4 separate regions of the Homo sapiens genome follow, and all the other regions are linked to region 2. The links are chromatin loops, found by intact Hi-C in ENCODE. Cell type or tissue: endothelial cell of umbilical vein. All regions are shown on one strand.

Region 1 (8,000 bases), 1.1 Mb after region 2:
TCAATAAGTTTCTGTTCTTAAGGTTTTTAAAAATTAGATGCTAGGATTCTACAAATGTCATAGCAGTATTTCATATGGAACATAGACACATACTTAAATTTTGTATTAACAATTTATGTAAACTTTGGCAATCAAGACTTTGAATTTGATCAGAAGTATAACCTTCAGGAAAACTATCACTATGAGCTATAATTGCTTAAATTGTGTTAACCACAGCATGTAGTTAGGTAAGCTGTTGGTTTATAAATAACCAGAAGATAAAAAAATAATGGCAAAAAGTAAATCCTGTGTCAAGTAAGGTCATTCTGTCCTTTACATTTAGCTAAAATTAGCTCAAGTTCCCTTCTCTGTGTTTTTTGGAAGGTCCATGACCTCCAATATTTCCAAGAATTTCCCAAGCTGAGGGCCCTGTGGCTTCAAGTTACTTTGAACTTGAAATTCTTTGTCTCACACTTGGGTCTCACATTGCAGTTTAAAAATAATAATAGTATTAATGAAATACAGTGTTACAAGGCATTGTATGAACAGTAGACTTTTACATCAAACCAAATTTTCATTCTTTTTAGAACAGCTTTGTAGGCACACTGGTGTTGTCAGACATAACGTTCTGTTAAGCCAGTGAGCCTTGACTATACTGAGTAGGGATGGTCTACAGAAAAGTGTAGCCAGTTTCTGTAATAAATCCTGGAAAAGTATATCAAGTCAATTCATAAAGCATGTCACCAACATAAAACCAAGAGCAAGTTTCCCCATGTCTTTCTTCTGTTGCAGACTGTCCAAATTGCAGAAAAAGGGACATCTGATAGAATTCAGAGGGAGAGTAATTAACTGAAGAACAGCATGCAGTTTTGAAGTAAATTGTGTCTGGTTCAAATCATAGTAGAGAACAGAGCTTTTTGTTCTTTCCTTCTGTGAACTTCAAGCTCAATGGTGTAAAAACTGTTCAAAAATGAAGTAGCTCAGTTGATGAATTAAGCTAAGAGATAAGTATGATCTTAAAATGATATACTACCTCAAGAAAGTCATTTTATCTTTCCCATTAGTAATGACAGTAAACAAAGAGCATTCCAACATTTCTTATTTGTAATAGTGTCTGTTTATTTTATTTTATCAAACGTAGGGCTTTTCTCCATTAGTCTTACTTAGCTTTCTTTGAGTTAAAAGTATAGCCCTATAAAAACGGATGAAATCATCTGCTCATTGACTTTCTACTCAGCAAACATTTTTTTATTTTCTTCAACTACAACTCTCATAATTTTCCTAGTCACCATTCTTCTCATCTATTTTTACATTCCTTAGTTAGCATGTCAGCCCAAAATGCCTCAACCCATCAGTTAAATTAGTTCTGTTTCTACAACAGCTCACAAAAGGGTTTACTGGTGAAACTCTTCCTCTAATCTAGCTTTTCTTGCTGCATGTACTATTCCTTTATTGACCTTAGTTTGGAGAGCTTTAAAATAATACGTATCAGCAAGGGTTGTATGCTTTCTAATCATATGTTTTCTCCTGCTAATCATTCAGTTACCTGATTAGAAACAGATGCAACCTATTTGAAATGTGAACTTCAGTGAACTGCTAGTAATGGTTGCATATTTTTTAGATACTCTATGTATACGTTATGAAATGCCCTAGAAGGTTTTCAATAATAAGCATTTGGATTATATTTTATAGCTGCAATGTTTTTCCTGCCAAATGAGCCATTCCAACCAAAACAAACTGACAAACAAAACAAAAAATAAGCAACAGCAACAAAGATTCAACCAGTATTGAAAGCCACAACACTTATAAGTAATCTGCAAACAAGAGTACTAGAACTGCAGTAATACAAATTTTAAAACAGACAAAGCCTCTGCTCTCGGTTTATGATATATTGAAAGAAGTAAACACATCAACCACTATTTATAACTTGAAGCAGAATATGATAATCACTTTCATTAAAGTACTTACAAAGTGTCATGTAAAAAAAGAAGAGAAAAAAATACTTTTGTCTAGGGAGAATCAGAGAGGGCTTGATGGGAAGTGTAGCGTTTGTGTTGGATCTTGAAGAAGGAGTAGGATTCCAATGGGCAGAGATGGAGAGAAATTCTAGGTTCCAGCCACAAGAGCATCAGCATCTACCTCTAAAAAATCCTCACGGTCCCTGCCAATTTGATCACCCCTAATTTTACCGACAAGAGGTTAAATTACTGATTTGAAAGAGGTTGATATTTTGTTGAAGTGATCCATATCAATCGCACAGTACAAATCAAAGGAACTTGAACTGAGCCATATTACAAACTACTTTTGTACAACTCCCAATATAAATATACTCAAATATTTGTTTAATCAGACTGCCAACGAACTAAAATTTTCTTAAAAGAAAAAAAAAATGTCCAGTGACCCTCTTCAAATCAGAACTGAATCTATGTGGGGTTTTTCTTTAACTTCTATAATTACAACAAAAAATCAAAGCAACCAGTATGTTCTCCAAATCAAATCTGAGCTAAACCAATATTGATTACATCTGGTTCATATCTGCGGTTATCAATAAAACACCAATTACATGACCAAAATTTGGAAACCAAATGCTAAATCTTACTAAACTGAGGTTTTTGCAACACCGATTTGACAATTTGGAGAGTTTTTAATTTAGAAAAATTCTCATCAAGGGCAAAACAAAGTACAAAGAGTTCCTGAGCTTAAATTCCTGATTCAATCTTTAAACTGTATTTTCCTTTGTTGCCAAATGATTCATTCGGACATTGCAAAGTAAATATGAAAACATCTGGGGGGATATTTTTGCTGGGGGTTACTTACTAATAAGAACAACCAGGTACCTCAAAATGTGCGGCTTCTTAATGAATAAATGCTTGTCAAGTGACTGCTGAGTTCATCTTAACACATGCTCTTTATACACACTGGCTCTCTCAGTACCATGAGAAGCAGAGAGGCAGGGATCTGATGACTAAATAGACCTTTTTATTCATTGCTTTGATCTACCACCAATTCTATTTAGTCATCTCTGCTCTGAAAACCAAATTCCTTTATAACTCTGAGGGCACATGATGGCTTGTTTTGGCACTAACTCTGCACAGCTAAAACTCTGGGCTACAGAAGCCAAAAGATTTAAGAGCCTCTCACCTCACAAACTTGAGTTTCAGGTCAGGGCAGTGACAACCTGTCAGAATCTCGTTTGTGGCACCCAAGCAAGCCAAGCGCATGGACAGCGGAAATGGCTAGAAAAATCCTCAGACCCTGTTCCTCTTGGCCATTAATTCCATTGATTATTTTGGTGTTTAAATACTGAGACAGGCCCTGGTGCCAGCCCAAATACAACTAGTCAACTTACATTTCCGTTGGCCTTTTAGAACATGCAGATGTACCAAAATCCTAAAACACAGCTGAGTTAAAAATTAAAAAAAAAAAAAAGAAGAAGAAGAAGAAAAAGAAGAAAGAAAAAAGAAAGCAGCAAGGGGGAAAAGTGTTCCAAACAAACGAAATGTTGATCTGCCTTTTATTAATTTCATTTTTTATCTTCTTGTGTACAGATTTTTGACAGCTGTGACATTCATGGGCAATGCATTTGAAAAAGAAGACATAAATATTCAGAGACATATTAGAATGCTGTTCAATGTAAGCACCTGTCTACTTAGTGTTGACAGAAAATCATTTACTTTGCTTTATGCATGTTCCCTCCAGAGACCACAGAGGTCCTATTTTATTTAAAGAGCTGGTCCTAACATCAGTGCTTGCTCTTGAAACTGCAGTATATGCAGCTAATTATATTTATTGAGGAAACAATTTTGTTTTATATTTTCAATAATACTTAAACAATTTTGTCAATCTTGACCTCAGAAATGATTTTCCCCAAGGATTCAGTTAACCAAAGACTTCATACAAGGCCTGAAACCAGTGTCCTTACACTACACTGTTGCCATTATCACCTAGGGAAGTTTTTGAAGCACAACTTTCAGAGAGAAGTGTGCGAGGTAAGACTGCAAGATCTCTGTGGGTCTAAGGAAAACATCACAGTCAATAAAATCCATGCTAGCATCCACATATATGCATTTATTATGTATTATAGTGATATAATCTGAGAAATTCATATTGCATAAAACAATACATCATTAAAAGCTACATGAATCATGAATTGTAAATTAAATGTATCAAATTTGGTGAAGTTTTTATTTCTTTTCTACTTGGTAAACCTTCGTTTCTTTTCCACCCTTGCCAAATCAGAAAGGTAATCTCAGGTCTTGAGTGAAAGGTGACCGCACATGGAGAAAAGGAAAGGAAAAGAGGGAGGGAGGGAGGGAGGGAAGGAAGGAAAGAAGGAAGGAAGGGAGGAAGGGAGGGAGGGAGAAGGAGAGGGAGAAAGGAAAGCAGAAAGGAAGAAAAAGAGGGAGCGAGGGAGGGAGAAAAGGAGGGAGGAAGAGAGGGAAGCCAACCTTTATAGGGACACTGAGATTACTGTGAGGTGACCTCGTTAGGTGATTTCTATATGGCCCCACGAAGCCGTCTAACTTGTTCCCAAGTGATTAAAATAGGCATGGCTAAGTTAAATAATTATTCCCCCAGAATAATTTCCTTTCTTTACTTGGTAAAACGCCTATCTTGAAAAAGTATGGTTTGCCATGGGTTGACGCCTGACTACTGAGAAAAATCCTTTAGCTGAATCTCAGGTCAGAATTAGAAATGTACCGTGTCATCAGAAATATAATGAAACACAAACGGGAGTGAACAAAGCCTAATTTTTTGACTACGACATTTCTCTCCATTTTAGTTTTACCTGACATGAGCGTATAGTGATGTTAGCTCCCCTGATGTGGCACGGGTGGATGAGGCTTGGGGGAAAGGCAAGCAGAGACCTGGGAGCTCACGACTTCCAAAACCTTACAATGCTGCCACCTACAGGCCGAAACTTCTAAAGCGGATTCCATCAATACTGTGTTTTCCTTCCCTTAACAATGAAAAAACACACAAGATTGTGGTAGAAGACCAAAGCCCCAAACCCAGAGTCCTGTAAAGAGTTAAGTCACCAGGTGATGTGAAAGAACAGGCCCTTTAGCTTAGCTAGTTCAGTGCCGTTACATAATTTAATTAGGATCATCACACGGCAACCGAAGCTGTCTAGAGGAATTATGAACCACAAGTTCAGATCACATGTGAATCCCTTTGCTCAATTAAAGCTAAGCAATTTTTAAGGTTTTTTTTCCCTCTTTGCAGTATATGCAAAGAGCAGTGAAGCGTGGCCTGCATATTTTTCACATTAAAATTATTACATAAAGCCTGTAGCATTTGAAATACTTATGGAAATCAAAACGTTACACTCTGACCTTGGGCATTTAAACTTCGTCATTTTTAAAGCTATTGTTGCCATGCTCTCCTTTGTTCTAAGAAAATTACTGTGGTTAGTTATAATAGCTGAATGAATAATTACTGGGGGAAGAAAAGAAATATGTAATAGTGTCGAAATGATTCTTGAGCCTACATTCTCCTAAACAGAGTTTTAATTCTGTTTTGAAGTCCCAGCATTGTGACTAAAGGCATTATCCTACTTCTCTCTTCTCTACTGTAACGGCCAGAAAAAGTGATCGCTTTCTTTCTCACTAGACTATTCAGTCTACTTACCTTTATGTCAGAAGAAACTCTGCTAAGAACTGGATGATGGAAAGAATTTCTGGAAGAGTCTGATTCTAGGTTGATCTATTTTTTACGCTGTAAGTACATGTAGCACCAAGCATATTAGGCAAATGTTCATTGTCAAGTTTTTTCTACACTTTTAAACTTCCCTTGGGCTTTTAGCTTTTTTTCTTATTAATTATATCAGAAAACAAGAAAAACGGCAATATTTTCTATTTTTAACTCTGTTTTTAAACTTATATAATCGGATACAGAATAATAATTTCAGTATTTTAAAATTATAGCATGGGATCATATTTGTTAATCATATGTATTAAAATTACATTTTCAAATCAAGCTACCAGAAATTTTTCAAACTAGTGGAAGCTTAGAGTTAATTTTTAAATGTTTAGTTGGAGGAATAAGTATTACCCTTAATAAAAGAGCATCCTAATAAAAATTGCAGTACAAAGATGCAAATAAATAAATGTCAGTGCTAGAAAATACATTACATTTAGTTGAGGATCTCTACAACTTGGAGTAGACTGATTGATTGATTATAAAATCCCCGGTATTTCCATATGTATTAAGACAATTGAAATTAGAATGGACAATGGAACTTCCAATAAATACTGTGGGAAATTCTTCACTAACTTATAGATGAAAGATAACAGGCAAAACTCATTTTACAGTATTATAGTCTACTTATTATTTGCAACAGAAAAAAAAATTCTGAATTTTAAGGGCACACACAAACATTATATTGGAGTCACATGTTACTTATTAGTTTCTTAGATGAGAGTTACACACAATGCAAAAATGATGCAATCTTTACTTTTTTAAAAATTTGAAAAAGTTAAATCTTCCTACTTTTGCAACCAGATATTTGCAGGATTAACAACTCCTTTAAACAATAGTTGGATTTAACCATAATCAGAATATAAATACAATAAGACATTCCTAAGGGGAATGCAATTTTTTTTAATTTCCATATTTGCTACAATAAATGTTATGCCTAGAAATTTTATAGCTAACAGAAACACAGAAAATACTATACCCAGAGCTAGAAAACTGTTCCAGTACAAAGCAAGTCTGATATATTACCTTCCAAATACACAGCATATCCCTGGTAAAGTTGTAAATTATGGTTGCAAATGAGGCCACAAACAAAATTTTGCTCAAGGCATGAATCATAAATTCAAACAATAATCATCTCCTACATGAGGCACAACTACTTTGTTTACTTCTTAGACACTGTTTCCTAAACATGAAGATGAAACTAGGTCAAGGAAATTTAGCATCTTTTTCTCATGAAGCATGCTATGATATTGGGTGGCACTGCCTTATTTAAAATCGCACAAACCTTTTAAATATTAAAAATCTATTTTAGAGTACTGAGTCCTTAAGCATTTTTACATTTTACCTCATGATGAGACGATATCATTAGAACTATAGCCATTAAATGAGGAAAAATAAATTATTTACATTAGTTACCACTGGAATTCTACTGTTTTTTATATCGAAAATAAAAGGATATTTAGCTAATGTTAAATGGTACTTTTAATCTATTCAGTTGATCTGATGGTTTGCTGTTGCTTGCACATATCTGGGGAGTCAAATGTTTTTCTCTTTCATATTTTTAGAATTTCTAAAAGCCTAATTCTACTAAGACTTTTTTAAGCGCTAAGCTTAAGAAGAATGGCCTTTAATTAAATCATTCAAATCATAGAAAGAATCATGATGTTAAATCACTGAAATGCAAGTTCTGAGAATTACCTCAGAAGAACATACAATTGTAAAATATTGTTTGGAATAAAAATTTGAACAATAACTTAGCAATTTTTATTTGTGGACAATAAGAATGAATAGCAGTATGTTCACTCATCTGTAAGGTCCTTTGGTGTCAAAAACATTCTGTTCTTTCAGCAATTAATATCAATAATAATAACAATCATGATGGTCACGTTGATTAAATGCTTACAATATACTAGGAACTGTGCTATGTATTTTATATGGATTAACGCATTTAATTTCACAATAACTCTTTAAAGCAGAGATCATATTTATATCAGTCTTACAGACTATGAAACTGAGGCTTGGAAAGAAAAGTGCCTTCTCAATGGTCACTCTGAGCCAGGCCCTGAGCAATCAGAGGTGGGCTGAAGGGCTATTTACTGAAGAAACCAATAATCTATTCATTAAAACTTTCTATCAGTATATAAACCAAGGGGGACAAATAAAATTTGATTTGTTACAAGCCTATTCAATTGAAATTAAACAATGTATGGGTACGCGTATGGAACTAATAAACTGGCACAGTGATCTACAAATGCAATCATTCAAAAAGTGTTTATTGATACTTAAGTACCACTCTCTGCTAGATGGTGTGAATTCAGTGC
Region 2 (8,000 bases):
CTGCCCTCAATACCTTCCCATTGGCTTAAATAAAACAGTTGAAAGATGAAAACGTGGGGTTCTGTGGAGATTTTTTTCCCTGACAAGAACAATCGCAAAATCCATTATCTCATAATCCGAGGCGCTGGGTGAGGAGGTGAAGAGAAAGGACGGGGTCACCCAGTAAATAACTGGGGGGAACGCAGGAAGGGGGGTGTCGCCCAGATGCTGCCTTTGTTTTCTTTCAGATGGGTTTGGTTGGTTGGTTTGTTTGGTGTTTGGGGAGCGGGGTAAACTCGCGTGAGAATTAGATGCCTACAAGTTTTGTGACCTAATTATTTAACTCCTTTGGAGAGACCCCTTTGAATATGTGTCTCGTCAAACATCAGATGTTGTTGGTAGTGAGGTCACACATGGGAAAAGGTGTGGAGGAATGGGTCCGTCTGGAGGGCGGATTTTCACTTTGTTGTGAGCAACTGTGCGCGGGAGGGTTGGCCGCCGGGTGGGGAGACCGTCCCTCTCCCCTCGCCCCCCGCCGCTGGCTGTTTTTGTCGTTGGAACTGGTTTGGATCTGGGGCTGGCCGTCCCCTTTCGCCCCCACCCCCACCTCGGCCGCCCGAGGCTTTTCTTCCCTCTCCTGCCTCTTCCGCGGCGGGGCTCGAGGTTCTCTAGGTGTTTCTATGACTACATTGTGTGTGTGGGAGGGTCAGACGTGGGGGTTGCCCGCGAGAGGGCCGTTCCTGGGCGATCATTTATCAATGTCACCCACATAATGATTCTCTCTGCAGCCTCCTATTGATGAGGATAATTACATTAGCTCAGAGTGACTGATCAATGAAAAACCATCACACAAAAACTTCTTTACTCCTCTATAATACCAAAAACCGATACAGAAATAACATAGAAAGCCTGATTTTCTTTCCCTTCCCTGTCCACCAATGGATTCTGCCCCCTCTGACTCCCCTCGCCCCCCACCCCACCCCAAAAAAGGACGGAGGAGTAAAGTAAGAAAATAGACCCAGGTTTGTTTCGTTTAAAGGAGGATGCAATTCTGTCCGTGAATGCATTTTCTCTAAATGTTGGCTTCATCCCTCCTTTGGTAGAGCATGTCAACGGATTTGCTAATGTGAGTTGCTTTCAGACTAGTCTGTGGTTTTTCTTTTTTATTTCTTTCCTCCCCTTTGGGCATTTTTTTTTTTTCTGCTTCAAAAAAGGAGATAATTCTTTCTACAAGTATCTGGTAAAAGAAATTCCTCTAGGTCCTCTTTTTAAAAAGCGTTTGCCTAAGTCGGGTTATCTTTTGTCTTTATCACTTCATAAAGTAGAGCAATTAAAGATGTGATGTTGCATGGGCGGAAAGGGTGGATCCATTATACGGCGACATAATACGCTATATTCTCGCCTGAAAGTTTGAAGCTAAATTACGATTTCGCTTTTTCTAGACTTAAAAATCAATATTTTCTCAATTAAAGCGAATTTTAATGCTTTACTTGCGAGTTGTTAAAGGCGCTGTAAATTGTATTGTAATGCTCTTGACTTCGGAGTAGATGCAGGAGACGGGTTGATTCTCGTGGTCTTTTTCCTCTCGAGGAACCTAGCCCAGGAACATCCCATGGTTTCATATCAAATTGAAGCAACAAAGGTAAGAAGGGTTGTAAGAGGGACGGGGCAAAAGGTGGGGAGCCCGCCAAGGAAGCCCACCAGCGCCAGAGGCCATTGTCTTGTATATTTTCACCTCCCTGTGTCCTGCCTCCTGAAAGTGACGGAGGGGTCCATTTTACTCTAATCTTTCTCAAAGGGGAGCACGTTCGACTCACATCTGCTCTTTAATGGTCAGAAAAGGAGCTGCATTTGGGGAGCATTCTAAACTCTTCCCAGGGTCCCCCTGTTCTCTTCCCTCTCCTTATTTAACCAAATGCTAACTCGGAACTGGCTCTTTCACCAATATGGCCATATTTTATGTGTTCTGGCTTCTATATCAGAAATCATTCCCCACCCTCAGGAGCATGCACTGTTTACAGACGTTTTCTCCTTCCACAAGTCCCACCTAGTAAAAGTTCCCGCAGAGAATTAACTGTGGTGTGTTAATAGCCCAGGTCTGCTACTGCTCTCTCCTGCAAAGTTGAAATCTGGTAACCAGGAATATGGCATTGAATTAATGCTGGGAGCTGTTCAAGGTCAGCAGAAGCCCAAAGACTTGAGAATTCTAAGGCCCAGAGACTTGATGGGAAGCAAGGTAGTGAAACTTTAAGAAAGTAAGGCAGAGAGGAGGAGAAGAAAATGAGGCCAGGAGGGAACATAATTAGAGAAGAATAGGACAAGGCAGAAAAATGAGCCTTTGGGACCTCTTTATAATTTAAGAAGAAATAATAATGAAGGGAAATTGAATATCTAAGGCTTGCTATTACATTTTTTGAGGCCAATATCCGTTTAAGAACAAATCCTCAGAGATGCCAGGAAGGGCCTGGGTTTCCAAATGGAACTACTCACAAAGTTCCTTTTGCAGTTCCTTCTTCTGTTAATTTGCTGGGAATGAGAAGACTAGGGAAAAGGCGATGTGTGTGGTGTACCAAGGGCTTAAGTAAGAGTATGATGGGAAGGGGCACCTAGATATAATGAGGCTGCTGTTTTAAGCTGAATAGAAAAGAGGAGAAGAAAGAAAAAGCCACACAACACCACAATACACTTTAAAATAATTCTCACCCACCTGCCTTCCTTTTTCTCTAACCACACACTATATTGAATAGTACACATAGGTGGGGGAAATTTCTAGTTCATCACCTTCTGTCTGTAGACCCACCAACGGAGCCCCCTTCCCTTAGATTCCTGACATGTAAGCCTAGACCATGGCCTTTTTATCAAGTGAGTGGGGCTTTGTTAATGTATTTGTACTTTTCTGCTTTCAGTCTAAGTTTCTCGCTTTGGAGGAGGGAGGAGATGCAAGAAAGGAGGGGGAGGGGGGCAGAACACAAAGACTTTATCTAGTTCTCACCAAGCAGGTTTCAAAATAGGAACTTAATGGGAAGAAAGACGAAAGAATTAAAAAAAATAAGAGGGGCGTGAGAATTGTTTATTACAAGTTTACTTGTCTGGAAGAGAGGTGATTCTGTGGATATTTTTCGCTTTGAGGATTCTGTTTGCCTCTTATTGAAACATTTTCAAATTTTAATCCTTTAGCAGACAAAACCTCAATATAAATATGACATGGGCCACTGACAAAAAAACGAACTTAAACTCAGTGCTTAGAAGGGAGGAGGTGTGGGGAGGAGAGAGCCCTTTCTGATTAATAACTAGCAGGGTAATGTTGAGGGCTTTTTCTGCCCGATTGCCTTTTTGAATTAGAGCCGATTTCTTCACACTTCAATAGTGCCTGTCTCCTTTAAAATGACTGGCAGATTTGTTTCTCTTTTTTTTTCTCTCCCTGAGACTTAATGATGTAAATTTTCTAATTAGTTAAATCATATTGCTTAAAGGCCTAATATTTACCATGTAAGAAATGATCATCCAGATTTGGACCACTTGAAATATTCTGAGAAATAACACTTGGCTTTTAGGTTGAGGGATGAAGAGGAGAAAGCTGTATTACGGGAAGCTGTTTAGAGAAGAGAAGGCATAAACCCGGTAACATGTTAAATTAATAGATGAAGTTGAGCTGGGCTCACACCCCAAGTCCGCTTTTATTTTTCAATCAGCGAAGATTTAATTGGCAGCCCTCAGGCTGGGCGATCTGATATTTTCTCATTAGTTTCCCATCACTAATCTTGAGTGTTAGATTGGCTCAAAGGTTGTCAACATTTGACCAATTTTATTTAAGGAAAAAAAAAAATCATGCATTATGGCTCCTGGACGTGAGATCTGCAAATAAATCCTGCTTGGATCAGCGGAACCAACAGGCGAAAAAAATGTTGACTATTCATCGTCGCATTTAATAAGTTGCATTAATGTATATTTCAAGGCGAGAGAGAGAGAGATTATACATGTGGTGCGTAGATGCCGATGAAAAGAAAGAGGTGGATGGGGAACGGGATGCACTATAAGCGGGATGGGTAGGTAAAGTGAGACGTAGAAGCATTTCGAACCGAGGGTAAATAACCCAAGTGGAATAGCTGTTGAGGATTTAGGAACTACAATCCCCCCTCCCTTTCCTTTTGCAGCTGCGTGAAACTGCCAAGCCTGTCTTGCAAGCACAGAGTGGCTCTGCTGTCTAGTCCAGAGCTAACATCAGAGCGCCCCCTGCTGGCAATTAGAGCAGAACGCTGCGGGTCAGCCCCCTGCGAAGCGAATCTTGTTTTTCTGCGCACCCCACCTTTCACTGACTCCTTCCACCGCCCCCACGTCCATTCTCCAGCAAAACCCCGCGGCAGGGGAATACCTTGTCAAGGACTGAACATTTAAATGAATAAATGATAATAATAATAATAATAAAATGCGAAGGAACCCCCCCACCTTCGCTTGGCCTCTGGGGAATAAACTATCAAAAGCCTTGGCAGAGGACACCTTTCCTTTTTCTACATCTCTGTATTCTCTGCGTTTTCGCTACAGTTTGTTTTTCCTGCAGAACTGCAGATTCCGAGTCCAAGGAAATGTTTTTAATAGATGCTGTAGACGTTTTAAAAATGGATATCTGATGGGGAAAGAGGCCAATACAAAGCAATATTTTGCATCCTCACAAAATTAAACTCCCAGGAAACTCGCACTGTTTAGAAAAGTCTTGAGGGATAGCTTTCGGAATTCAGACGGTTCCTTGTCCAGAATGACCCTTTCCTGCAACGCAAAGCAATACCAGACCCTGTCCGAATCTTTTTTTTTAAGCAGAAAAAGTGTTTAAAAGTTGTCACCATAGCTACACACACACACACACACACACACACACACACACACACACACACGTCTTTTCCATGGGTGTGTCTATTCTTTTTGGGGTCGTACTTCTCAATTTTGCTGGAAACGGAAAAGGTAGCTGAAGTGCACCAAAATAACCGATGTCTTTGACATTTGATCTTACTATAGTGTTTCACGTCCAATGCAAGGTGTGAGACTGCTACTATTTGAGAGAATTTTGGTTCTTTTTCAACGGTTCGGTGCATAGAGGCATTTTCTTGGTTTCCCAGTTAATCTGCCGCGGGATTTATGAGCACCATGTAACGCGAGGGCGCACAGGTAACGAGAGCCGGAACAATCTCAGGCTGGCAGCCGCACCGCCTGCACCGCCAACCTCCACTCTTGGGAAAGGCGCTGGCAATGCAGCCCTGACTCGGATAAGTCTTCCAACCGCAACCAGACCCCCACATAACGAGTGTCAATCTACACCGCGGAACGACTTTTGTTTCTGAGGGAGTTTTTGGTTTTGCTTTCCAAAGTACCGGATTTTGGGATTTTGTTAAAACAGTGCTCAGAAATGAGGCGCGGGGGAAGGAACACGGGCAGGGAGGACAGCAAGGGAAAGGTGTGTCTCTGGACTTTAATTTCTTGCCAGAGTAGCAGGACTTTCTGGTTTAAAAATCCATTCTCCTCTTTCGCTTCTTCCCAGAAGCCCTGTGTCACCCCTTCTCCAACCCCCATTCCCATCTTTGGAGACACTCAGGGAGGGGACAGGGACCCCGGTGACTCCCTAGAACCAGCGCTCCTAGGGCAAGGCAGAGGTGGGAGACAACCCGGTCTTCAGGCCAGTGAAGTGATGCCTCAGTCTGATTGTGTTTGAAGATTTGCTGGGGCTATTGTGTGACAATTGAGGTAAAGTTAAATATTGATACTCCAAGCTGTTATCATTTTGGGGGGTCTGTTTTGAGGAAGTCCATTGGGTTCAAACTGATTTTAAATATAAATCCTGCTCTGGGGAAGCAGAATCTACTGCCTGCAACGGGGGTTGACTGTTTGAAAGGTCCTCGTTAAGCTCAGAAGTGGAAGGGAAGTTATCTGCAGACCATATGAGTCTATTCAAATATATATGTATATACGTATGTGGGTATATATACAAAATATCTATATATAGCTATCTACATATCTGTACAAAGAAAACAAAATAATAAAGACAAGAAAGGGGGTGTCCCTCATAGCAGTTGAATCCAAATAAAAATATTTCTCTCACATATAAAGGAAATATGATCATCTCATTGTATTGTCTCTGTTTGACTTAATGAAATTTGGAGACATTGACAGTCTGGTCAATGTTCTAAGTAAATTAATGTGAAGGTCCTTAGGAAGAGACGGAAAACACCCCTTGCCATTAATCTTAAACCACTTGAAGATTATGAGTAAAAGAATGGGATCACTAAGCATTACCATCTCAAGTAGCTGTTAACTGCCCCCATCCCTTTATTGTGGCAACAAAATAAACTCTTCACTAAGAATGATGTTTCTTCCTTTTTTGTCTTTGTTTTTGTTTTGCTTTAAGGGCAAAGAAGGGAAAACAGAAGCAAAGAAAACTGTTTCAAAAGTCTTGGAATTGCTACTGTTAAAAGGCTGCGGTTCATTTCTGATTTCCTCATCTTTTGCTACAAAGGAAAAAGAAATCCAATGATGTGTCTACCTTTGGTGAGAAGAAAACACGAGCAACAGCAGTGTAGGTGTGTTTGTTTGTTTTTCTTTTTTCCTGGAAAAATATTTTTAATATTCACCAATTAGCGAGTTGAAAGCTGTGGAGATGTAAAAGATGTTCTCTTGTCCACATCTATTTGTTGAGTTTCGTCAATGGAGTTTTGTAGGCATTTGTACCAGATAGAAATGGAGAGAAAGAGAATTAAACACTTGCCAAGGAACAATATATACACTTTCAGGTAACTCCACCTAATCCTGTATTTGAGTGCTGATAGGGAGGAGGAGGGGGTGCTATTTTCCCCTCACAAACCCCCCAAAGCCGTATTAGACAGAAAGAGGGGGTGAGAACTCTATGACTGAGCATTCTGACAAAAATGGAAGCAGCACCTCTCTGCTCCTAGACCCCTAAGGAAAGACGCCCCCAAAATGTGCAAAAGCCGTTATGTTTCCTTTAGAGTCCTGAGTTGGGTGGACCTTTCAGAGACATACACAGTCATTAATATTTTAAAAAACAAAATGCAGAAACGGAGGGCAGTGGCTAACAGAAAAGAAAAACATGCTAAAATTTATTCCTGAAACACCGCAAATTTCCAGATGCCACAAAAAATCAATGCAAACGCACCCCCTCCTAACTGAGCAGACAGACCCGGTGAGGGTTCCAGTTGAAACTGGAATTGGAGATCTGAACTCCGCTAGAGCAATGGGAGACGTTACCCCGAGGCTTCCGGAGTGGAGGTAGGGGACGTCTCCCTCCTTCCAGCCCGCGGTTCCCACCTGTTCCCTCCGCCCGGGGCTGGGGCGCGGGAGAGAGCAGGAGCTGGAGCGATTCCGCCTACAGTCTCCAAGGCGTACCTGGCGCTACTGCTGCTCTTACCAAACCAAGAAGGAAACCCAGATAGGCCCCTAGAGGCCAAAGACCCCGCCAAAGGGACCGAAGCTCCCGGTCCGAGGCATACGCAACGGCCTGCCCTGTTCCCAGGCCAGGCTCCCACGCCCGGATGGACAAAAGGCTCACAGGCCACACTGGTCCCGGAGCCGCTGTGAAACGCAATGGAGGGGGACAGTCTCCTCGCCGCGCTCTGGTGCGTGTGTGCGCGCGCGCGTGTGTGAAACACGTGCACTCGGTGCGGGCCTCCGGCCGCAGACGTCACCTGAGGAAGTTCACCCCCGGGGTTCCCAGGCCCTGAACCCGCCATCCCCTCCATGTCGCCTCAGCCGCCCCCACCTGCTACCCAAATCCCGGGACACGCCCGGACAGGTGTGCAGCCTCTAACTGGAAAGCTCCCGGGAAAAGAGCCACGCCAGGAAAGGAGGCGGCTGGAGGAGGGGGTAGGGATAGAGAAGAGAGATGGTACTTCCAGAGCTCAGACGTCCCTATCTTCCGAGAAATTGTCATCACACTCAATCTTTACACCCTGATCTACGGTATCCAAAAAGCAGACATTGATTCGCGGAAAAATCGAGTTCTCGAAAATACAGGGATT
Region 3 (8,000 bases), 1.4 Mb after region 2:
GTGCTTTTCTCAAAAGTGACACATTTTAATTAAATTCTTGATTCAAGATAATAGCATGAGGAACTTGTCTGTCATCCATAGTTACAGTCTCCTTTCTTGACTTATCATAGTAGCTAATAAAGCAATTCCAATTTTAGTATGCTTATAATTGTTCCTTGGAATAACAGAACAGTAAAAAGAACAACAGAACATTGCTGATGATGCCAGCTTAGTATCATAAGTTTTTCCATTTATGGAAAGCAAAGGTAGCTTCAGAGATATATTTGCAATCCCAGTTCAGTTTTTAATTTTTCTTTTTCTTTTTGGATAAGTTGGGAAGTCTTGTTCTATAATATAATGTTATAAAATAGGTTCATGTAAAGCTACCAACCTTAATAGGATCTTTTAATGTTCATACAGTTAACATCTCTTCTTTAAAATAATCTCTTATTGGTGGGATTAGTATTCAATGGGGAATTCCTCACTAATTTTTGGATATTATTATAAAAAGCATGTCTCCAAATAGAGATAATGGGCTAAGGATATGAACAGGCATTTCACAGAGAAGTACATTCAAATGACCAAAAAAAAAAAAAAAAAAAGAATGTGTAACTTCACTAACTCAAAAATGCAGCTACACTTTGACAGAAATAAGAAATAATAATGGTTTTGAAGAAACAGATACCCTTATGTACTGCTAGCAGCCCTGTAAATTGGTTCAATATTTCTGGACGGTAATTTGGCAAAACTCATCAAACACAAAAAAATACACTCCTGTAATAAGCAATTCCACTTTGGGGAATTTATAACTAAGGAAATAATTTAAAATATACTTGAAAATTTAGAAATCATTGGCAATGTAAATTATGACATATCTATACAGTGGGATGCTGTATAGCATTAAAAATGAACTTGCAGAAATACATCTGTATATATTTTTAAGAGAAGGAAACAGATTAGGGAATGCTCTGTATGGTATAATAACATTTTTCTACAATGCATTTGTGTAAGTACATGCATAGAAAAATTATCTGTAGGATATATTTTAAGTCTGTGGGCAGAATTAAGAGTATAATTTTTGCACATTTAATTTTTCGGTGTTTTTCTCTAATGAGGATATATTGCTTTTGAAGCTTCCTTGTTGAAGATTTGGCATCTACTTAAAAATGCACTGAATGGTATTGGGGGAAAGGAAATCTTTCCTATTGATTATCAAATCAACAGGATGTCAGCCATTCCCCAGGTCCTTTTTGAAGGTTCATGAGGAGCCTGTTTTTCTTTCAGGGTTGGTTCTTGAAAGCTTGTATGTGAGAGATTTTATTATTTTATTTTATTTTACTTAATTTTTTTGCTGTGACAAATGTCTGTTGTTTTCTAAACAAGAAAGCCAGTGTCCCAGTTAGGTGCATTGAGTTATTTTCATTCACTTGCAGTCCTGTTGTATTAATACTGAATAAGCAGAGACAGCCTGACTGGTGGTGAAAGATGGTAATCCAGCCTCAGGGCTTTTTCTGGTCAATCCTAAACCTCTGATTGCCACGTTTTCCTAATTTCCCATTTCCAGGGCATCACTAGAATGACCTTGCTTGCTGAATATGATGCTCTGAATCTCCAAGATTTTCACATGCATTTGAAAGTGGGCAGCCAGGCGATTGTTTACAGGACTCCAAATGAACTGTGCACTCACAGCAAGTTTGATAAACACACATTTCCTCCTTTTATCAGTGAGATTGCAAAATGTGAAGTATGAGTTTCCAGTTTTACTGATTCCCCTCAACCCTTTTCCTGTTTAAAAACTTAGACATACTAATTGGATGCTGATCTGTCCCTGTTTTTCATTCTGCTTGCTGGTAGTTGACGGCTTAGTTTAGTACTTACCTAGGCAAGATTTGGCAAACCTTCAAAAATGAACTTTCCATGTATTCAACTTAAAGGAGATTCATCCCAAGGAATGTAATGTGAACACTAATTAACATTAATGACTGCTAATCACTTTGCTTTTTATACTCCTTTAGGAGCACTGCTATTATCCAATGTAGTTAAGTAAAATGCTTGTATATGAATCAACAATGTTGCATCCTTTTAGCAGCTATTGCTCACAATCAAGCTTTGCATAAATTAAAGTTGACTAAAATTGATTTTAATATGCTGCTCTTCTTCAATAGTAAACTAAAATATCTAGTTAAATATCCTGCATATTAAAAATACATTGCCTGATTTTTTTTGTAGTCATCCTGTGGTAGATGAAAAGCAATATTGCAAATACATTTTCTCACAGTTCATGACACTTTCTCTTAGATTTCTTCAAAATTGAACACAACTCTTCATAGTCCTATCAGCACTTTGATTCTGTTGTAAGCATTAATTTTGTTAGATCAATGAAAAGCAATCAGCCTATGTTTAATTTTTCTGAATTTGTTCATTTACTTCCTAGAGGATCTTACAGATTCTTTAGATGATATAGTCTATTTATATAAAGTTGGTTCATAGGATTGTACATTCAACATTCATTAAAAAAGGTTGTTTATTATGTTTAGTGAATTACAGGACCATTATAAAAGCTTTCTGTTTATTTACATGCATTCAATGTACCTGTGACTAGAACTGCCTTGCCTTAGGAGGAAACTAAGCAAAACCCATAAATTAATAATTTAAGGGAGCAATACTCAAGTAGCATTTCAGTTAAAAAGTAAAGCCTCAGAGTCAGTACTAGCCACTTTAGCATTGCTTTACTTTTTGACTTTTATTGGCTGAAAATAACTTGTTAAACTGGAGCTTTTGTAATAAAATGAAATCTACATACCATCTAAAGCCCCTTCCCCTCCTTTTGATTTATGAGTAGGTTGACATATTACTGGAGAATTTGTAACACTTTCACAGTTCTGCACTTTGATTTCAGAGAAGGTGCTAATCTCTCTGGAATTTTGAGAGTGACAAAATGAGTTGTATACTGTTTTTCCAGGGAATTTGGGTTCCTTTATTAGAGGCCTTAGTTTTATTATGGTACCTGTATTAATGTGGATTTATCCAATATGTGATATGGTGGTATGATTAGATATACATTAATGGAGGATTTTTTTTTCATTGTACATATTCTACTTGGTTTGATCATATTATAATTCTCACAGCTAATGTCCATGTTTCTACAGAGGTTCAGCAATTCAGGATATTATTTTCAAATTACCAAAATGAGATAATTTAACTCCCTTTTACTTTTGCATTATTTTTAGTGGAAAAAAATTAAATGGTAGTATTATAAGAAGCTTTATGCTGTGTATGCTAGTCTTATTGTATATATGTACTGAAAGTACCTTTGACACTGTACTTAATTGGATTTAATTTCAAAGAATTGTAACAGGAATTATGTGAGAGAATAGAAAATATATGGAACTTAATTAAGTGCTGTCCATATGTAAAGGTAAGATTCATGACTATTGTTTGATGTAACTTATTTATTTTACATCCTGATACTGTTGTATAATAGCACAAAATGCATGTCTATGAGGAAAAACTTGCTTTTTCTATTTTACTTTGAGTTTTTATGTGTAATAAAATTATGCTTAAAATAGGCGAGGATTTCAGTTTTGATTCTTCTTCTTTTGTTTTTTTTTTGTTTTTTTTTGTAGCATGTTTACTTTCACGTGAGAGTGATTGATCTGTAGCTGTCATTTTATCCAAGAAGGGACAAATGGAATTGGTCTTTTAGACAAAAGTATGCAAACAGACTGCATTCTTTCTGTTGATAGAATTATGGAAGAATTGCATGAGGTGCCACATTCAGTTGCCTATTGATTGTAAAGAGGATTCTGCAGTGGGGTGCTGTTTCCAATGGATAAGGAGGTGCTATGATTACTTACCTTTCTCATGAAAGCACTACAAAGGGAAATGCAAAATGTGTGCAGTGCAGTCTTCTCTATTTGACAGTTGTTTTTGTTAAGTTTTTTCCCCCATTGAAGTCCAGCCTGTTTTAGAAAAACATACATTTTAGTTCTTTCCCCTTTATATCAGGCTTAGTAGATTTCCATGCATTTGACCCTTTAGAGAAATTACATGTTATAGACAGTTTTCTTTTTCTCAGCCTCTATTGTAAAGCTTCAAAGCTGATGCAACAGTGCCCTCTATAGTCTTTTAGTGAACATTAGACAGATGTAGATGATTTCAAATGTTCAGGTAAGAAACAGGACATTTAAATTTAATTTTTGTTCAAACAAGAGACCCCTTTTTCCTAAGTAGACATTCTTGTTTTTCACTAGTGGCTTTACTTTAAACAAAGAGAACAAAAGACCATTCTGAGTTTTCATTTAGAATTATTGGCTGCTTCTTCTTTTTATCCCTTGGTAAATCTCAAGTTTTATCAGACGTTCATCAGAGTAATTTGAGAAAGATGGAATCTTACAGGCTGTACTGTCTGTTCATGAAATATCTTTTTGAAGTTGAACTCTGATAGGAGTATTTTTTAAAAATAATTTAGTTCCTTTGTACTTGTTTTTTCTATTTAATTAGAATCTGAGTGGGCTGCCTAAAATTTGACTTCTATTTATTCCTGAATTGTGAAACCCAGTCGTTATACATGACATTATTTAAATTCAAACCAAGGGAGTTACACAATGACTAAAGTGTTTGTCATTCATTAGCATTGATTTAAATTTTAGATTTCCTTTTTCTCTTTTTGGTTACCTTTTTGATTGTATATATTGATAGCTAAGTTTTTCATTGTAAAATGCAACTAGATGTGAAGTTATGGATAATAAAAGCAGGAATCATATTTAGATATGATTAGAAGAGAAAAATGTTATGGATTAAGTTTATTTTGCTTCTGAAAGTGTTTTAATAAAAAGATCACGGGCCCAAGTCCTGGTTTCTTCATGTATTCACTATGTAATATTGAACACGTCTTAACCCCTGCAGCTGCTTTCTCTTCTATAAAATGGGAGTAAAAACACCTTATCCTTTGATGTTTTTGTGAGGTATTAGAGATAATATATTTAAGTTGGCCAGGTCATTAGAGATGCTCAAATGGTAACTTTATTTCCAAAACCACAGTGGGAAAGTAAATGGCTTTTATCTGAGGAAGTTTTTAATATAGAATCTAGAACACATTTAATGCACTTTGGATTTTAAAAGTCCTATCTGGCAATTTCTGGATTTATGTGAATCTGAAAGTTGGGATAGCATTTCTTGGTAATGTGAACTAACATAATGAGATGTGCATTCAGTCTCAACTCCCTACACACCTCATTCCCAAACTTTTAAAATAAGCTGTCTTTGGAATCTTTATTTTAGTAGAAATTTACCCACAAACCAGTATTTAGCAATGTGTGAAAACTGATGATAAAACTCAAAAAAACAAAACAAAACAGGAGTTTAAAATTTTTCCCCTTTAGTGTATCTGAAAATACTTAGGATACTTTTTCAATTATCTGGGTTCTTAGTAATAATAGTCTAGAGCCCTTATTTGTGTTTTCTAGCTATACAGCTTTTGTTTTCTCCACCAGCTACGAAGAAGACTGGTGTGTAAAATAGATGAAAATGGAGCTTTTTTGGTTGAAATGGAGATGGGGACCTAGAGTCCCTCTCTTTCAAAGCAACAGAGTTTAAAAGCCACTTGGTCCTTACAGTTTATGTACGTGTGTGTACATACACTCCTTTTGTGTAAGGGCTTTGTCTTACTTTGGTTTGAATTCATAGTGCCTAATTCTGTACCTGGCACATAAAAGATGTTCAGTTAATGTGTGCTGAATACAGAATTCTTTGAACACCAGGCCTTCCCTTACTGATTTCAAACACCTCATGCATAAAAGTGCAACTTTATGAAGCCATCTAATAGTAAAGTAATTGTTTCTCTGTGAACCAATTAAAACAAACATACTTCTGGCATAATTCATCAATTTAATTTTTTTAAAGTAAAACATTGTTTTAATTACAAATAATTATAGGAAATGAATAAGAAGTATTCGGAATGTGTCTTCAGTATAATTAAAAGCTGTTATATACCACAATGATTGGTTTAGATTCAGACACTTCAAATGACCTGATGATAAAAAATAATCTTACACAATGAACTTTGGAATTGAATGTTCTCAATATTCAGTAAATTGTTGTTTTTCTTGTAAAGTTCTTATTTATGTTTTGTATTGCTTTTGAGTAATCTTGAATGTAATATTATAATAAACCACCTATTGTTTTTTGTATATCACTTGGGTTAAAACTGAGAACTGTGAAAGTATCTTTTTATCACTATAAAGAAGGAACCAATGTTTTAAGCTGATAAAATGAAAAGGTACAAATTCTCAATAACCAAATATGGTAGTTCCTCTTAAAATAATGACCAGTTACAGTAAGAAATATGTTTAAAATTACATTCTGGCTTACAAGACTGACAAGATGCTGTCTACCAAAGAAAAAAATTGAATAAGGTATTTTTTCTTTGCAATGAGAGTACCAAACTAAGAATCCACTTAATTAAAATAGTGATAAATGTAGATTACATTACCGAAGACAGTGAAATACAGCTGCTCTATCTACTGAGAGCCTGCATAATTTACCAAGACTGTACAAAGAAGCAAGGGAGCAGCCACTGCAGACTGTTCAGGAAGCATCCTGTTTATTCTACATACATTTCTTTTTTTAATTAAAATGTCAATGATAATTTTATTAGCAGTCCTCCAAAAAAAATTCTTCTTTAAATTTTTCCAAGGTGGTAGAATATGAGATGAGATCATTACTGCTGCTGAATGAAACAGATTAAACCTGAAAAAAATAGCAAGCTATTATATTTTATTAATTCTGTTTTCTTTATTATGAGTTGATATTGAAGTATGTGATGATGTATGTATATTTTTTCATGTGAGTCTTGCATGAAAGAAATGTGTGGCAAAATCCTTGAATAATATACATTAAAAAAAATCTTTTGGAACCACAAGCAAAATTTGGGAGGAGTCAGTAGTAGTACTGCTTACAAATAAAGGTGTAGGTATGTATGCTCTGGAATTCTTAAAGTGAGGCAGACACCTCCTAGGAGTATATTAGAATCAGCTCCATGCTATTTCCTCTTCATCTCCATCACTGAGTTGTGATTAGGGTTACTATGTGGCATGTGAGTGAGTGAGACCAAAAAAATGATTGCCTGGAGACCAAAAAAGTGGTTGAAAATCTGTTACACTGTATGTTTTTATCCTTTAATGATGATCAATGATATGTTCATAATTAAATAGAGTTTAGAAAACCAATATTGTGTTTACCAAGAAATGTTGGTGGGTTTTTTGCCTTTGAGGGATAAGTGGGGACTCTAGGGTTTGACTCCGCTTTGTTCTAGGTTCCACTGCATGGTATGATCTTAGTTTAGTTAACTTCTCTATACCTTGGCTTTCATATTTGTAAAGTAAGACTAGTAGTAGTACGTACAACATAGGGTCATTATGAGCATTTAATGGGATAATCCATGTAGAATAGATCATATAGGAAGCATCAATAAATATTAACTATTACATACTTACTTGTCACTAGAAAAACACTTTCTCTTTCATTGGGGCCATAGAGCATTGCTCATATTTAACTAACTTCATAAGATAATTGTTATCTGTCATGGTTTCTCTGTTGATCTGGTTCTTAGAGAATTTAGCTGTGCTCTTCTGTCTCTTTAGGGGTATTGTGTGGTGGAAATTCTACTACTCCTTGTTTTGTCTTTAATTGTGTTTCTTTTTAGTACTTAATGTATCAGCTGCTTTGGCAGTGATGAATATGATCTCAAAGTTTGTGCATTTCAGTATGTCTGCTTTGGGCTTTGCTTTCGCTTGATACGAGGTAAGAATTAATTAAATATTTTCCAGGGCTTAATTTTTCTAAAGGGTCTTTTGAGTGACCACCTATTAAAAACTTCTTAACTAGGAAAGTTTTGTGGGCACAAAACGGACGTATCACCAAGAATTTAAAAAGTTTGTATGAGAAAACAAGGTCTCACTTTGTTGTCCAGGCTGGAGTGCAGTGCTACAAGCATAATTCACTGCAGCCTCAAAATTCTG
Region 4 (8,000 bases), 1.6 Mb after region 2:
TATTAAAACTAGCATGTTTTATAAAGAGATATATGTTAATTACACAGAAAGCTGCCTTAGTCAGAATAGCAAATTCTATAGTGAATTTCAGAGTTTTTAAAATGTGTGCTCTCTATGCTGTAGAATATTTCTTGCTAATGGTTCATGCCATCTATATATCTAGTGATCTTTGAACCTTATGTTCATTATTATGGTTATAGCTGTACCCAAATGGCAGCATATTATTAAAATATGAGATAATGATTGAAGAAACTAAATATAATTATGCTTGTAAAGGAAAACAAACCTAGGAGTAAGTTTTTAGGAGGCAAAATAATACCTTTAAAATGTTATATTCAAAGTAAACATATTACGACAGATGAGAAATGCCAGATTTTCAGGCAAAGGGTGAGAAACTGAACTGAGTTTCAAAAGCCATCTCAAAAAAGTTGTTCACTTTTAAAAAAAAGTACATTTTCTAAAAAGTAGCAAGTTTCCCAGCATTTCTTTTTTAAAAATATGCATTTTCTGTTGTTCAAATGAATAAATATAAAATTATTTTCATTTTGGCACTTTCTAAAATCCTGATCCTACCAGTGGGTAAAATCATCACTAACTTTGCAGTATTGACTTTTAGCTCTGTAGTCCTACTTCCATGTCATGAAGGCCAGCAGCCGAAAAAAATAATGAAGACTTATCCCAGTCACCAGTTGAACAAATTCTGTTATCATATTAGTCCTGAACATTTAGCAGGGAAAATAATATCAAATATTCTCATATCAAGGTACAGAAGTATCAGTCTCATGGCAGACCCAGATTTGGAGGGCTAATGTTAAGCTAGATATCTTTCAGAGTAACCAAGAGTAGATCATTGATCTACTGAATCCTCTCTTTAGAATGAGATATATTTATTATTGGTTAGGACCAGGTAGACAATTTACATTTGTGGTATGTGGTTAATGTAACAATAAGTTAATAACACTATCAGGTGTCTGGAGCGTGTTTACTTTGGATACAACTATAAAGAATACATTTTTAGCATGGCAATTTTTTCCCAAATTTTCATCAAAAAATAAATGATTTATGAGAATGCTTTTTGAGATTACATGAACATTTAGATATTTGTATTGATAATTTTTTTACACTACTTCTCCTTTTAGGGCTCAGTTTTGAAAGCTCTCCTGAGAAAGGAGGAAAAAGCATTTATATGAGGAAGCAAGAAGACTGGAAATGAATTAAGTATTAGAGGAGTAGAGTGGCAGTGACTAAGGTCAGAAAAAAACTAAGTGAGCAAAGAGAACTGAACAAAATAGCAAAAGAAGAGAACAGTGGTGTATGAAATAGGAAATAAAGTGAGGACTATCTCAGAAAAGAAGAAAAATAAGACCCAGAAAAAAATATATATCTCTCAAGAAAATACCTACCTGACAATATAATTTCCATTAATCTCTATCCACATACCCTTCTTCATATCTGTCTAGTCATTCATAGGCAGACAAGGCTGAGCTATCACCTTAAGCCTAAGATATCACATCATCTTTTGTAGCTGAGATTCTGGAAGTAAATCCTGGAAAATTGGGAGGAGGTGAGAACATTAAGAGATTATAAGAAAATTTAAGCCATTTTTCTTCTGACTTAATTTTCATCTTCATAAGAATATCTTATCCAAATGAGCATAAAATATGAAAGAAGAGCCAAAAATTAACAAATAACAGGCCTCCATAAAGACAAGAGTGTGATGCTGTGGAGTTTTGTCATAACATAAAAATCTGTAGAAGGTTAGGATGTTTGTCACTTTTGGTTTATGTGATGCTTATTTTTTGTCAGCATGTATAATCCCAAGTAATTTATTATAATAGATTTTAGAAGGTAAAATAAATAATTTAACCTATCCCATTCTCATGTAGTTTCTAAGGATTCCCAACGTAAGTCAAATGTGTCTAAAAGAAACAATGTCCACCATGTAAGTTACTCACAGACAATAAAGGAAGTTGATTACCTAGGCTCCAAAACCATTAGCCATCCCTTGGTGTAATTTACCTGGATTACTAACCAATGTTTAATATATTTTTCCTACTTATTGTTGATTTTCAGCTTGTAGGCATGTAGGTTTTTATTTTAAATCACTGTCAAATTGTGAAACTTAACAAAAAATGGCAGTGGGTGATTTTTCTGTAATGCTCCTGCATTCACTTCTTTGAATGTTAGGTTAGTTTTTGGCTAATGGTTTTGGAGCCTAGGTAAGCAACTTCACTTATTGTCTGTAAGTTACATGGTGGATATTGTTTCTTTTAGACATATTTTACTTGTGTTGGAAATTGTTAATAACTACACGAGAATGTGATAGGTTTAATTAATTATTTTGCCTTCTAAAATATATTATAATTAGTTACTTGGGATTATATGTGCTGACAAAAAAAAAAAGTATCACACAAACCAAAAGTGATAAACATCCTAACCTTCTGGCAACAAACAACTATGGCATGCACAAAGGGCGGATGCTTTAAGTGGCAGAAAGGGGGACGGAAGTGGGTAATTATTTGTAGCAATGCTTTTACTGTTGTTCGAAATGAGACAGACTAACAGTGGCAGCAGTCATTTTGCTGAATCAAAGTCCATGTTAGTCACATTATACACTGCCACAAAAGGTTGTTAAGGCTGGTATTAGCATGTACCACTGAGGACATTGGAAGGACTCGATCTGTCACACTAAATCGCCTTCTTGCCCTCAACCATTGAAGTCTCCAGCTCCTCTGACATGTTCTTTCATTAATGGCCTGGCCTTGACAACTGATCCTAATTGCCTCTGAACTGCACTTCATGTATTATTGGTGTCTGCCTGCCCTGGTTCATGTCAACAAGCTACAGCATGTGCAGGGTGTGCCCAGTGCCTTTGCAGAAATGATGTTCACATCGTCATATTCCTCTGAGGGGATTGGGTCTCGCTGGAAGTAAAGTAGAAAGCTAAAGATCTTCCTGTCTCTTCTTTGTAATACCTTAATGTTGATTTGTGCTGTGTACCTACTAAGCTCATCTAAAGGACTCACTAAAACATTAAACCAATTATGCAACATTCCATTAAGGCACAGATGTAAATGCTGGCTTCAATTTGCCCTTGTTTTAGTAAGTGGTAAAATGTGTGTTCATTGCAAAACCTTTCCAACTTTAGTTAATATGGCTTACATTTCTTTTCAACTTTAGTGTGGTTTACTTTTATTTTGAGTATGCATAACAATTTCAATTTAATGTATGATAATGGCCAAAAGAGCCTACAATATAGTTTCCAGGTAGCAGTACGCATTAGACCAGAACTCCCAAAAGTAAATTATTGAAGGTTTGAATAGGGTATTTTAGTCTTAACATTTATCAGCAGATTTATATTTACTACATTTTCTAAAAGTAGCTAAAATAATCAATTTTAGTGCATTACATGTATTTAAAACCTTTATTTTGTTCTGACATTTCAGGAAACATTCATAAAGGACAAAACAGTTTAGATACATTTTAATTTATAAGATGAGTTATTTGCTTTCAGCAAAATAGTTTAGAATCTAAAACATAACATTAGAAATGTTCAAGATATTTACCTCTTTTTCTGAAAATGTCTCTGAGATTTAAAATTTGCCTCATTCCTATGACAATTTTTTACAATCACATCTCTGAACAATAATATGAGATTCTTTCAATCTTTTCATCCTTTTTTATTTATTGAAGGCAGTTTTCTGGTGAGCCTTTTAAGCATGCAAGTTCTACCCATGATCATAAAAAATAAATCACAGAAGCTCTTCGGTGCTAGGTATCATTTAGCCTAATCTAGACAGTGACATTTGGGCCACTAACAGCATAATCATGGTTATTGCTACAAATTGCTCCATGTTTGAGTTTTAATGTTATAAGTAAATTATGCCAGGGGATAAAATATATGTTTCTTTGGGAATTAAACATGTTTATTTCAGCAATGTGGCCATGGAATAGCACGGAAACCTTAAGCTTGTTTCATGTAGTAATACTGCCACCTTCTGAAGCCCAGAGGAATTGTCCTCAAGGTTAGCTGTTTTAAGAGCCATCTCATTTGTAGTGATCCAGCAGCCAGAAACTTCTAAGTCTAGAAACCATCTGGCTTTTATCATAGAAATGATAAGTTTGATTTTAATCTTCATTTAAAATAAGTAGAAATGAATACAGGTATCCAACAGTCGGTAAAAATACAAGTTCCTCTTTTCATTTTACCCCCAAAAGCCTTTTATTTTCTGGACTTTAGAACTATCTTTTTTTGGTGATGTGTAGTTTCCTGTTAAAAAGCTCAGCTGATGTAAAGCTAATTCTGATATGGAAGTTACACAGCAAGAGCAGTTGCCTGGCAGAAGTGGGGCAGTGGTGGCCACAGCTGGGATTGTGAGAAGGGGATGGCAAATGTTTTCCTATCATTCAATCAGACAGTATGCCCTTCAGCAGAACAACAAGCTCTCCTGATTCTTTAGAATTAGTGAGATTAGCATGAAGCACATAATGCAGGATGATGGGATTTGTCATAATTTGCATTGTCCTGGAAAAATGCGGGTTGATAGAGCGATGCATCTTGGAGCATGTCATGTCCCACGGGCAGGTCACAGAGGAAGCTTGGCAGAAATAATTTTGTGATATGTGCATCAGTTGCAAATGCTTCATAAGTAATTTGTCAAAATAAAATAAATAGGAAGCGGTTAGGAAGGTAGAGAAAGTAGGGTCATTGTAAACGTACCTCAAAAAAAATTAGATATGTCATCCTCAAATATCACATTTTTAGTGATTAAATGAAAATACATACAATGAATGACTAGACTTATTCTCCTTTTGGTTTTAAATTTCCAAAACCTTACTGGTAAGTCTTTCCTTTTTCCTAAAAGTAAAATCTTCCCTAAAAGTAAAATCTTACTGGTAAACCTTTCCTTTTTCCTAAAGGTAAAATCTTGGAAAATACGTGTGTGTTTCTGCAAAGTTTATTTATGAAAGCCCCTTATAGAAATTATGAAATATAGCTACATTAGGGAAGGTTTTCTGAGAATTTGCATCTGACCTTGATAATGTTCCCAAACTACAGATAGGAAAGGATAATCAGTATGTAGTTGACAAAATGAACATGACACTGTAACTTATCTGCAGCAGCATTTCTGGAAATGGGCATATAGAATTCAGACAGGCAAGGGGAGCATGCTTATTCAGCATAGCATTGCAAGAATGAAAGGTCCAGTGTCAGGTATTGTCCGTGGTTTATTTATGGAGTACCTGACAGTGATGCCACTGTCTTTGATATTTAGAAATTTCTTCTATCCAAGAACATTATAGCTAGTGTTTACAGGTTATGTTATTTATCATTTCAATATCTGCTTCTACTGCACAAAGACATTTTGCAATGTCTCCTTTATTTGTCTTTATACATTTCAAACAAAAGATTAATGCCGGCAGTTCAGTAACACTGATCTTTTATGACAGTTGAACATTTGTGGGTTGAGGGTCTAATAAGAAAAAAAAATTTAAGTAAGGAGTTTAAGGAAAATGAAAAAAATAATCACTTGTGAAAATCAGGCTTATAATAAAAATGTATCTTCTTACTACACTGTTCGTAGGAAGAATATTCATTTTCTCAGATGGTTATAATTGTAGAATTAGGTTTTATGAAAACTAAAATTACCCTGGGGCACAGCTCAACATGAATAAATCTTTCAACACTCAGATCTGGAAACATGATACACACGAAACTAATAATGCCCTACAATTACAAGTAGATCAAGAAGAACTGTGCGAAGTTTTTAAAAAACATTATTTATTGAGTTCTGTAACATGAAAGTAACTGCAAATAATGTTAGTTCAGACTATTTTAAATCATTTGTTGTTTGTAAAATAATAGCCCTCTGTATAAACCTCATATGTTTTTAAACTTGCCCTCCTGTCTGTAATCTTCAAAACTGACTGCTTTCAAACAAACTGTTTTACTAATCAGAGATAATAAGTGCTTTGTGGTGCCAGTTGTTAAAAACTAGATTTTTTGTGAACATTATTTTTCTAATATATCATCTCTTGACTCATAAAAAGATTTTTTTAAACAAAGCCTGTTTACTGAGTTGTAACATTTCAGCCCAATTTCAGCATTGTGGATATGCTGTACGATATTTATTTCATTAAGAGTTGGTATTGTAGACTTCAGTCTTGTGTCACATTTTAACAACTTTTTTCTATTGTCTTCTTTTTGCTGTATACTACTGCGTCAAAAAAAGAAAAGGCACCTGTTGCTTCTCCCATGAAATTCCTTTCCTCAGAGGAAAAGTGCTTACAGTGACAGATAATTTGCCTTGGTCAGAAGTTTTCTAGCATTTTCCCCTAAATAGCAAAGCCATAATACTCTTAGATAATCTTCAGGGGAGAACAAAAATACCTCTTAGTTCTCTTAGCAGAAAATTATGATAGATAATTTAAAAAAGAAAAACTTTTTCAAATAAGTATACATCTCACCAGTCCCCTCCCAAAAATTTTAATAAACTAAGGATTTAAATTTACCTTTTCAGACAAAGTTTTCTAAATTGAATAAACAAGATAATGTACTGGATAGATCAATATTTTTATTGTCTTTAGACTTTACAATTCTTTTACTCTAGATAATGTCCACTAACCTAGCAATGCTAGTTTAACTCTCAATGTCTTATGAACTATTTATTCAGTCATTTGTTCATTTAGTCACTATATGCTCCTACTGCTTATGTTGCCTATTCTGTGTCCTTTGAAGGATGCTGTGCAAGAGTTTATTTCCCATAGGGATGGAGAGTGAAGTGAGCAGAGAAGGCCCAATCAATGATTTAATCAAGAGGTATTCATTGGGCGAAGCACCTCATCCAGAGTTAATGGCATTGCCACTCTGCGAATGAGTCTCAGAAAATGAAGAGGTAGCTAAAGGAATTAGCTTATTAATGTGCTATCATCACATCTGGACTGGATCCAGTTCTTGGTGTTTGTCTGGAAAATTCACTGCTGCTACAGTATTGTAATACCTGGCAATTCTCATGTTAATGGAAGGGTTAGTAGTTTGTGTTTTTTAATCTACCTAGTCTGTGATGAAACTCAAATATTTATTTGACAATAAAGTGATGTTTTTTACCCAGGACAGGTGAATTCATGAAGCAAACTATATTTGTTTTCCATTCTGCTTTCACTAGCTTGTCTTTAATAAGTTCATTGCCTCAAAGATTATTAATAGCATTTGGATGATTTTTCCATTTTGCCCCAGCTTTAATAGCTGCCTCTATGAGCTCTTATTATCATTTCAGAGTTATTTCTTTAGGATTCTTTATAGTGAACAAGTGGTCTCAGGTAAAAAAAAAAAAAAAAACTCAAAGATAAAATGATAATTGAGTCAGTCCAGAATCTCATCAGGAAGAATGTGCCAGAGAAATCTAGTCTAGATATTTCTGGACATACAGGTAACTTCCTCAAGTAAACAAGAATGTTAGCTAAACAAATTTCCACTTAATTCGATACTATTTATTTGTAAATATAAAAGAAATAGATTAAGTAATTACTTAATTTTCATTGAAAATTTTAATTTGAAAAGTACTTCTTTAGAGAAAAATGGTGTGTTATTCCATTTTCACACTGCTCATAAAGACATACTCAAGACTGGGCAATTTACAAAAGAAAGAAACTAATTTACTTACAGTTACACATAACTGGGGAGGCCTCACAATCATGGCGGAAGGCAGGGAGGAGCAAGTCACATCTTATGTGGATGGCAGCAGGCAAAGAGAGAGAGCTTATGCAAAGGAACTCCTCTTTATAAAACCATCAGATCTCGTGAGACTTATTCCCTATCATGGGAATAGCATGAGAAAGACCCGCCCCCATGTTTCAATTACCTCCCACTAGGTCCCTCCCACGACACGTGGGAATTGTGGGAGCAACAATTCAAGATGAGATTTGGGTGGGGACACAGCCAAACCATATCAAATGACTACTGTAAGTTCTTTGAAAAGTTATTGGTACTGGAAAATAGG

Evidence for each region. Hi-C counts contacts between places; a loop is a spot of excess contacts. Peaks named below come from ENCODE experiments on the same cell type or tissue, not always from the same donor. Only the 100,000 strongest peaks of a DNase experiment are listed, where the experiment ranks them.
Region 1: a loop joins it to region 2, with 5 times the contacts of the local background. A loop is called at or near these places in 6 of 110 quality-filtered maps.
Region 3: it touches region 2 in a loop (11-fold over the local background); 10 of 110 quality-filtered maps call a loop at or near these places.
Region 4: a loop joins it to region 2, with 7 times the contacts of the local background. A loop is called at or near these places in 3 of 110 quality-filtered maps.

The regions. Positions count from the first base shown.
Region 1 is chr15:35,748,688-35,756,687 of GRCh38, reverse strand. All of the region lies in intron 2 of DPH6-DT (DPH6 divergent transcript), which reads right to left. Among named protein-coding and RNA genes, the nearest start is that of MIR4510, 170 kb to the left of the region's middle. In endothelial cell of umbilical vein, a CTCF peak has its summit at 4,927 (motif pointing left); a DNase peak (open chromatin) is centred at 4,897.
Region 2 is chr15:36,880,042-36,888,041 of GRCh38, reverse strand. LOC145845 (a long non-coding RNA gene) reads left to right here and starts at 1,509. Exons shown (of 7, transcript NR_024264.1): 1 at 1,509-1,621; 2 at 5,510-5,712; 3 at 6,374-6,545. RefSeq lists enhancers at 5,997-6,567, 7,039-7,600. In endothelial cell of umbilical vein, a CTCF peak has its summit at 4,228 (motif pointing left); a DNase peak (open chromatin) is centred at 4,171; H3K27me3 peaks cover 7,075 bases.
Region 3 is chr15:35,515,822-35,523,821 of GRCh38, reverse strand. All of the region lies in intron 3 of DPH6 (diphthamine biosynthesis 6), which reads left to right. Among named protein-coding and RNA genes, the nearest start is that of DPH6, 26 kb to the left of the region's middle. In endothelial cell of umbilical vein, a CTCF peak has its summit at 4,109; DNase peaks (open chromatin) are centred at 1,641 and 4,051; H3K27ac peaks cover 287 bases.
Region 4 is chr15:35,285,212-35,293,211 of GRCh38, reverse strand. It overlaps a transcript of DPH6 not described here. Among named protein-coding and RNA genes, the nearest start is that of MIR3942, 83 kb to the left of the region's middle. In endothelial cell of umbilical vein, a CTCF peak has its summit at 4,002 (motif pointing left); a DNase peak (open chromatin) is centred at 3,961; H3K27me3 peaks cover 1,825 bases.